Linked DNA regions of Homo sapiens: region 1 is linked to region 2. Evidence: chromatin contacts called from ENCODE Hi-C or POLR2A ChIA-PET data. All regions are on one chromosome and are shown on one strand. Each heading gives the region's core, a stretch centred on a gene start or an enhancer-like site at or near the end of the contact. The rest is flanking DNA. Distances are from core to core; before and after follow the strand shown. Region 1 has its middle 91 kb from the start of SIRPA. Region 2 holds the start of NSFL1C (NSFL1 cofactor).

What was found. Hi-C counts contacts between places; a loop is a spot of excess contacts on that map. ChIA-PET counts read pairs that join two places held with the same protein, here RNA polymerase II (POLR2A). Pooled maps may share reads with other maps.
Region 1: a map of ascending aorta shows a loop between it and region 2 (2.8-fold over the local background). The contact joins the enhancer-like site here to the promoter of NSFL1C in region 2. A Hi-C loop is called at or near these places in 1 of 168 maps with a recorded cell type or tissue (ascending aorta) and 4 of 50 pooled maps. POLR2A ChIA-PET finds 5 or more read pairs at or near these places in 1 of 52 experiments (H1).

The regions. Positions count from the first base shown.
Region 1 is chr20:1,802,048-1,806,609 of GRCh38, forward strand. No RefSeq gene overlaps it. Among named protein-coding and RNA genes, the nearest start is that of SIRPA, 91 kb to the right of the region's middle. RefSeq lists a silencer at 1,325-1,574. Within about 2 kb of position 1,629, at least 26 of the 41 ENCODE cell types and tissues checked have a DNase peak (open chromatin) inside an H3K27ac peak, as active enhancers do; they include ascending aorta, where a contact is called at or near this core.
Region 2 is chr20:1,464,437-1,468,875 of GRCh38, forward strand. It overlaps NSFL1C (NSFL1 cofactor), which reads right to left and starts at 2,413. Exons shown (of 9, transcript NM_016143.5): 1 at 2,284-2,413. The coding sequence starts at 2,388. RefSeq lists an enhancer at 1,642-2,143 and a silencer at 2,438-2,707.

The sequences.
Region 1 (4,562 bases), core at 379-2,878, 340 kb after region 2:
GAAGAGTATACAGAGCAAGCTACTATTGATCCTGTAAAATACTTGCATTTGCATGGACTGTCTCCGGGTGGGTACACAGAAACATGTAACAATGGCTGTCTCTAGGAAGGGGAACTGGGTGCCTGGGGAACAAGAGTGGAAGCGAGACTTCCTTTTCACGCTATCCTCTTTTTTATCTTTTGAATCGTGTAAATGTGTTATCCATTCAAAAATAAATAAAACCAGAATGTAAAAACTCCTATGCCTTTCAAATGCAGAGAGCCTTATTATTCTCTTTCCAAGACTCCCAAGATCCACCGGGACCAAAAAACAGCAGTCAGGGAACAATTCCGATTTTCCCTCCTCTCTCCCCCACAGCCCCCACCCGCGCAGAGCGAAGCTGGCTTCTCCGGTAAACCCCTGCTTGTGAGTTGCGCCCAGGCGACACTACCTCGCCTGCCACCGGAGGGCAGCGCGAGGCTTCCTTCCCGGGGAGGAACTGCGGCGAGACGGTGGTCGGCCCTGAATAGCAAGCTGGCTCCTAGATCAAAGGCTCTGGCATTCCGTTTTTGCGTGCATGTTTGTTTGTTTTCTTTCTTTCTTCTTCCTCTTCTTTATTTTTTTAAAGGTCTCGACCCAAGAACCCCATTCCAGGCAGTAGGTTCGCCAGCCATTGCTTGTGCGTCTTCGCGGAGAGAGAGGGGGGAGATGCCCCGGCGCTCCTTACCCGGCTGGATAAGACCCTTTGGGGAACTTGCTGCTTCGCAAGTCTTACTTGTGAGGACCCGGAGGGTTTGCCTTTGACCCCGCCTGTGACCTTAAGAAAACCCCTTTCTACCCTGCGCCTGTCCCACAGCTGGAAGTGATAATTTTAAGAATGAATTAAGCACTCGGTGTGTGACACTGCGGCACTAAGCACTTTCTGGACTGTGTTAGGCCCCATTTTACAGACGGGGAAGCTGAGGCCTCCAGAGGCGGAGTAACCTGCTCATGGTTACAAAGCTGGTCAGCGGCGGGCAGGATTTGAATCCAGGGTTCCCGGTTCCTAATCCTCTGCTTTTACCACTTAATTTATCCTGCCTCCAAGGGCTGCTGGGAAAAAGGCGGATTTCAAAGGAGAAGCAGCTAAGGAAAAGCTCTGGAAAGGGCCAACGGAGCGGATATTCCCGGAGCCCCTCTGCGAGCCACGCGCCCCTCTGGGAAGCCCGCTTCCCCCTGCAGACAGGCGCTGTGACACGCTTGCGCCCCGGTCGAACAGGCGAAGAGGCCGAGGCCCAGAGCGGCGCAGGGCGAGCCTGGAGGCTGCGCCCCAGACCTGGACCAGCCACGGACGCCGCTCCCGCCGCTCCCTCCGCTCCGCTGCGCTCCGCACGCTGGCGCCGGCTCCCCGAGGCCCCGGGCGCCCCGGCCGCACGCCTGGGTAAAAGGTCCCGAGGAGTCCGCAGAAGCGCGCCCACGCCCGAGACGGCCGTTTCCGCCGGCCTGGGAAAGGGGCGGAGAAGGGGGTCGCCCGGGCCGCAGCGTGCCGGTCCCCGCCGGCCGAGCCGTGTTTGGGGCCAGTCCCCGCACCCCGCTTCTTCCCCACCTGGGGAGCGGGGCGCCGCGGTAGGGGCACTGGAGCGCACGATGCACCCCGCCAACGAGTCCTTTCTGCAGACGGGGTTCCTGTTTTCATGCAAATGCCTTTGTTAGCGCACCGGGAACCAGGGGGACGGAACTGCAGCTGACGCGGGCTGCGCGCCGCTTTTCCGCCTTCGCTTGATTCGGCCTCAACGACTTAAACGCGCCGGGAACAAAAACGCCGGCGCCGCGGAAACCCTCAGGAGCGGCACGAGAAGCGCGGCTCCGCTGGGGTCCGCGAGAAGCGGTGCGGGCGGCCGGGCTGGTGCCTGCAGGCCCTCTCACCGCATCACCAAGGGCAAGGAACCTCCAACTGTCCCTCAGTTTCTCTACCTGCACTGGGATGTCCTACATAAGGAGTCAGCTCAGTGCCCGCATCTTGCTGTAATTATTTTGTCCAAGCACTGTGGGAGGCAGCGTTGAGGAGGCTGTTGTGGGGAGTTTGCCTGTCAGAGAGAAGAGGGAAATAAACAAGAAACATACAGACAAAATAATTTCAAATAGCAACAAGTGTTAATATCGTAGCAAACACCAATGCAGCGCTTATGCCAGGCTCTGCTCTATGCTATATGCACATTAGGTCATGTAATCCTCACTCCCTTGTACAGATAGGAAAATGCTGGTTGAATAATCTATTGAAGGGAAATAGGAAGTTGAACAATATGTGGAGAAACAGGTTGCACGATAGGTGGAGAAACAACAGGTTGCACGATATGTGGGGAACCAGGTTGAACAATAGCCTCAAGTGCGCAGTAGGTAGGCTCGGCACTTGAGAATATTGGGCCCAGCCTGGGTTTCGACCCAGCCAGTCCAGCCCCAAGTGGAAGCTTTTGCACACTCCATTACACCAGTTTTGGCTGTACTAGGAAGGATGTAAAGTGGTGACACGCCCAAGAGAGAGCTGGGGCTAGACAGGAGCTGCTCCTAAAAGGATGTCAATGGACGTCTCTGTGCAAGAGAGTAAGCTGAGGCCTGCACAGTGAGAGGAACTAGCCATGCAAAGAGCTGGGCGTGTCCAGCAGAGAAAACAGCAAGGGCAAAGGCCTTGAGGTGGGAGAGTAGATGTGGGGTTTCATGAACATAAGGATGGAACTCAGTGAGCAGTAGTAAGGAGACTGGAGATGGTCAGCAGCTGGGGGTAGCAGGCTTTGCAGGTCTCGGCAAGGAGCTGGACTTTTATTCTAGGTGTGATGGGAAGTTGTGTTGTTATGGCCACTGAAGGAGTTGCGTGGATGGAGTTGGACCAGAGGGTGGGTGCCCTTCCTGCCTTGCCAGCCTTAGGTTCAAGGAGGAAGTTGATTGCTTAGGCCTTAAGCTTGCCCCTCCTCATCTGACCTCCTGGCTTCTAGGACATTCCTGAGGACGTACACCAAGTCTCCAACATTACCTGATGTCAGATCAGGTAAGCCCTCATCTTATAGATAGGGCTAAGACTGAGGCCCTGACTTCAGGGATGTGTCTTCACCTTTGAGTAGGAGAAGCAGGGGTGGTATCTGCTTCATCTACTCATGTACCTGCAGCACCTAGCACAGGCTGACCAGCCCATCCTTGGACCCAGGCAAGCGGGGCTCTGCCCTGGCCAGCCTCCAGCTGCGTACATCCCCACAGGCTAGAGAGTCTGCAGTGCCAAGGGGATATACCCATCCAAGTCTTTGCTCCTTGTCTAGAATACTACAGATTCCTAGGATTCCTGAGCTCCCTACCTAAAAGTCCCAAGCCTGCTGCCAGGCCTCTTCCTGGTCTATTGTCTGGAGGCAGAACACTAAGCCCAGGGTGTAGCCAAGGGGCACTGCAGAGGATAGGGTGTGGATGGAGATTGGACCTGCAGCCTGGGATGTCTACACACATGCAGGTGAGGTGTGCACGGTACAGGATGGAGCTGGGGATGAGAAGGGAAGGTGGCAGTTTATAGGCTGGGAAATGAGCGACCAGGGAATGGGGCTGGCTCTCCCCAGCACCGCCACATTTCAGTGCGAGTATCTAAGAAATCCAAATCAATCCTGGCCTTTCAGGCTGCTGAGAAGTTATACTTACTGAGGAGAAGGATAGAACATTTAAGAGAAGGTATTGGTCTGATTTATAATTTTTAAATATTTAGATTTAAGGGTGAGTGGACACCAGCCTCCACCAATATCAAGAGTGTGTTTGGCCTAGACCCTAGGAGATATTCAATATTTATCAAATAGATGGATGAATCTCATTTAATTTAATCCTCACACAGACTCAACGGAGGGAAATCACATCGTCTGTGCTTTATTGATGAGGGAACTAAGGCTTGGAGAGATTTAATGACTGGCCTATTTGTCAAGTTAGAAGTTTGTCTAGCAGAGCTGAGAGCCTCAAGCCCTAACGTGTCTGATTCCAAAATCCATTGCAATTGGTTCATGACAAGTTCACTCCCATTATGACCACATTAAATATATTATAACTGTTTGAGCATGTCACTCGCTGATCTTTGGGAACATAAGCACTGTTTATATTACATGAAAAAGGCCTTCTCTTCTTCATTCTTACTCTACCCTCTCAGGCACCTTTGGGAAGTAGTAAGACAGGAGCTAATGCTCCATTTAACAAATGGAAAACTGAGGACTGAGCAATAGCCCAAGGTGTCAACGAGGCTTAAACAAATAGGGATTTTTTTTTTTTTTTTCATGTAGCAAGAAATCCGGAGGTAGCTGGGCAAGGGCTGGTATAATTTTTGCATTATTTTCAGCAAACAACTTCTGCCTCTTGGTCTCTTCTGGCTATTTATTGCTACAGCATAACAAACTGCCCCCAAACAACAACCATTGTATCGTCTACAGTTTTGTGAGTCAGAAATTTGCGCAGGGCTCAGCTGGGTGATCCTTCAGTGATCCATGGAGCGCCGACTAGAGTCACTCAGTGATCTTCAGCTGCTGATTGTGCTATGCTGGAGGATCGAGATGGTTTCACTCAGGTTCCTGGTGCTTTCGTGGGGATGG
Region 2 (4,439 bases), core at 1,163-3,662:
GAGGTAGTACCTTGGGACCCTTAAACAGGCCTTCACCTAACGCACATCTCCTTTGAGCACAAAGGAATACAGACATGGCCAACACTTACAAGGTAGCTTGCATCCATGGGCCAAAGAAAATTAGACCAGAAGGTTAACAGCTCAGCTGTTAGTCTTCGTGTCAACTGAAACAAATTCCACCCACTAAGGTGAAAAGAAGGCAGTAAGAATGGCTGGGGTGGAAGACACTCTTTATTCTCATTTTATGAAGAAACGTGATCTAGTAAAAGTAGCACACATTTAGTGAGCATTTACATGCCAGGTTGTTCTGAGCATTCTACATACGTTAATTTGTTTAATCCTCAAGAACTCTATGCTATTAGTACTCTTATCATCTCATTTTATAGTTGATACAGAAGCACTGAGGATTAAAAAAAAATTTGTTCAAGTTTACACAACTGGTAAAGAGAGGAGCCAGGTTCCATCCCTGCTAGTGTGCTTAGGCCCTCACTCTTAAGCGCTTCCAGTACAGCCCGGAGTCAGGAACTGTGGAGTCAGTCCAGGTTGCTACTTTTCCTTTCTTTCAAGTTGTTTCCTAATCTGTGAAATGGGGGTACCTGTCTCACCAACCTGCACACTGGATGAGATAATCCATTAAGATTTATGCATACTCGCATCTTAGGTTTACACATACAGAAGGAATATGGGAATCCTTTGGTCATTTGTGACATCTCTGTCACCAACTCAACGGACAGGCATTCACTAATCACTTGCTTTGCACAAACACAAGAAAGCATTGAGGTCACAGAGATGAAATAGACATGGCCTCTGTCCTCAGGGTCACCAACTTCACAGGAGACAGTGAGCTGTCAAGGGATAAAAGTAATCTGCTGGGAGGCAGTGTGCTGTCTCAGGCCATGTAGTGAACTGGCATTCTCAGGGAGCCTACATTCAAGTCCTGTTCCTGCCAGGCAAGTCACATGCATGATCCTCAGTTTCCCCACTACAATGTGAGGGGAACGAGACAGAAGATCTGTTGGTCACAACACTGTGTGCTTTTAGGTCTTTCAGGTAGAAACTTTTTATTTCTGCCCAGCATAGGGGCTTCCCATTGTGTCTAGGTGTGATCTAGGTGTGATGCTTTACCGAATTCTTATGTTTGGGGAGTAATTTACGTTTGGCAGCAGACTCAGTTCAAATTCCAACCCCGCTACTTACTGGCTATGTGACCCTGAGCAAATTCTTTGCCCTCTGTGCTTCCAATTCCTCATCCATAAAATGGGTCTAGTCTTTACCTCATAGTGTTGCTAGGATCCAACGAATCATATTATGTAAAGTGCTTGGCACATGGTGGTTTAAAGCTTGGGCTCTGTCTGCTTGCAATCAGACAGAACTGGGTTCCACTTCTACCTCTTCTGCCTGGTAGCTAGTGAGGCCTTGAGCAAGTTACTTAACCTCTTTAATCTCAGCTGCAAAATGCGAAGGTTAAATGACAAAAGACATGTAAAGCAGTCAGAACAGCGCTTGGCTCATGGTAGGTACTCAATAAATATTAGTCATCACCGTCATCATCTACCTAAGACGAAGCTGGCCAAGAATATTTATGCAATTCTTTCTACAGTTAATTACCGAATGCTTATTATGTGCCAGGCATTGTTCCAGGCACTGGGAATTCATCAGTGTACAAAAATCCCTGCCTCGTGAAGCTTAAGTCTTCTTAGCAAGTATTTAGTGAATACTCAGTACGTGCCAATGAACTACACAGCAATTTCCACGAGACTCCCATTTTACAGATAAGTTAACTACGCAAGGTGAAGAAGCTCCAACCTTGCGCCACCACCCCAGAGGTATTCTCCCAGCAATTAGGAAGGCTGGGCGGCGGTCAACTCCCGGGCTGGACTTCGGAAGTGGAAATGAGCGGCCACCTAGTCCCGAGTGGGGCTTCACCCAAGAGCTGCTCACTCGGACCAGCCCGGCCTCCAGCAGATACTCGGCGCGGCAGCCACGCCCCCAGGCGCTCCCTCTCCTCGCCGGCTGCCGCAGCGCCCGAAGTCTCGCTGACGCCGCAAGCGGGCGAGGCAGGGTGAAACTGGCACGGCAGAACTGGCTGGGGCTGGCCCGCGTTCCCCCACTCCCAAGCCGAGCAGGCGACGCGTGACAAGCGGTCCCGGGACCATGAGGCCTGGGTCGGGCCGCGGTAGAGCGGGGATGACTGTGCGCTTCGGCCGCCGCGGGCTTAAGGCACCAGGCGCCCGCTCCCAGCAGTCCCCGGCCCACCCGACACAGCCCGCCGCGCGGCGCTACCTGCAAGTCCCAGCCGGCCGACTCGAGAAAGAAGCGGGCCCGGTCCTCCTCGGCGCCCGTCACCGCCACGAACTCCCTCAGCGCCTCCTGTCGCTCCGCCGCCATCTTCGCCCCGTGCGCCTTCCAAAGCGCTCCGGCGGCCGCCGCACAGGCCCAGCCCCGCTGCCGCGTTCCGCTTGCCGGTCGACGAGGCCCAGCCGATGAGGGCCCAGCAGCTGGGAGCCCGCCCGCAGCCCCGCCCCACGCGGTGCCTCACGCAAAGCCCTCCGTGCGGGAAGCCCCGCCGCTCCGCGCCCTCTGGCGACCGCGGCGCGAACCGCAGCCTAACGGCGGGGGTGGGAGCCCGAAGGATGAGAGGCGGGGCGGGTCTTACATACACCTGTGGGCTGAAGGCTCCCTGCAGGAGTCAGATTCCCAGTTATTCATTGACGCAGCCCTCATTTCATTAATTGTGCATTCGTTCATTCACTTACTTGTCAAGCATTTACTGAGAGCTATCAATGGCCCGACGTTTTTCTAGGGCTGTGGATATGGCAGGGAGCAAAACAAAGTCCCTGCTCCCATGCTTCTTACATTCTAGGGGTAAAAATTCAGACCTTGAACAGGCTAGGCCTCCGCTCACAACACGTCCATGCCTCGTTATCTCGCCCCGCATAAAAGACAGTCTCATGGCCTGCCTGCAGGACCCATGAGAGATGGGCCAGTTCCTCCCTCTCATCAAGGGATCCGCTAGCTTCCTCTGCTCCAGGCGCCTTGCCCTCCTTGCTGTTCCTGGAACTTGCCAGTTATCTTGCATTTGCCTCAGGGCCGTTGCATTAGCTGCTTCTGTGCCTGGAGCACCTTTCCCTTACCGATGGGCAAGGCGCTCTCCCCGCTTTCTTTGGGCCTCTGCTCCAAGGCCACTTTCTTAGGCACAATCCTGTCTTCTGGGTCCTCAGCTTCTTTGCCCTCTTGCCTCTCCAAAGAGGAACTTACTTGTTCAGCTTACTTGTTCTTTGTTCTCTATTTTCAAAGCCTAACTTCCTTGTTCTTTGTACCTCCTTACCCCTAGTTACGGTAAACAACCTTCCCGCGGGTCCTAATCTATAACTCACATCTGTTCCCTTGGATACCCTCGCTACAATTGCCATTCCCGCGGAAACTCTTCTTCCTGCCGAAACCGCTTGCCCTACCACTGTAGCCCACATTTCTGCTCCATTTGAACTAGCCAATCGGGATTAGCTTAGATTGCGCAGTCCAGCCCCAGCCAATGGGAACAGGACACAGAAGCAGCGACTAACCGCATTAGGGATAAAAACCCCTTCTCTCTTTTGTTCGGTGTGCTTTCCTGAAGACCAGATGTGTGAGTGGCACCCTTCTGCAGAAGTAAATTGGCTTTGCTGAAAAATCTTTTATTTCAGTGCTGGTTTTCCTTGAGACTTCGAGCTTTAATTTCCAACACCACCGTGGGACACTCTTCCCTTCCTCTTCCTCTGTCGGCCCCTGCTCATTCTTCAGCTCTCAGTTCAGGTGTCCCTTTCTCAAGGAGACCTTGAGAAGGTGCCCAGGCTTAGTCAAAACCCCTCTTAATCAGGTTATGAACAGCACAAAGTCCAGTCTTCCCTCAATTGACACAATAGTTGCTTTCCTGGAAAATTCGGTGTCTTATTAACACTGTGCAAGAAATCCTTTAAGTTTATATGACAAACGAGTTAGGGCTTGGGTTAGGTTATTAGGAGCATGGTTGCAGCCACAATAGGCCCTGGCAGGAGGCATGGGAGGAGGGTCCTTTCTTTGTGGTGTGAGACTCTCCTTTCTATTGCAAGGCCACCCAGGACCAGCCCCGGTCCCTAGGACTTACCCCTTTCATCATTGTGTCAACTCGAAATGCACCCCAACTTTCCAGGAAGTCCAAGAAGCTAGAGGCTCACTCTGGACCTCACGATTGGCAACCAGTAAGGTCTTTCTACCCTGGAAACTGACAACGACTAACCCCAGCTTAAAGATCTGCAGGCGATCAGCTCCTCAAGGTCCAGTTCCCTGGCTGGTATTGGAGTCATTGAAACTCATTGTCACCCCCCCTCTTCATTTTTGTGCCATCAGGGAAAGCTCTTTGTTCGGCCAGAGGGTCCCTGATCCCTCTTCTAGAGGACTTGAGGGCATCCTTTCCCATAACA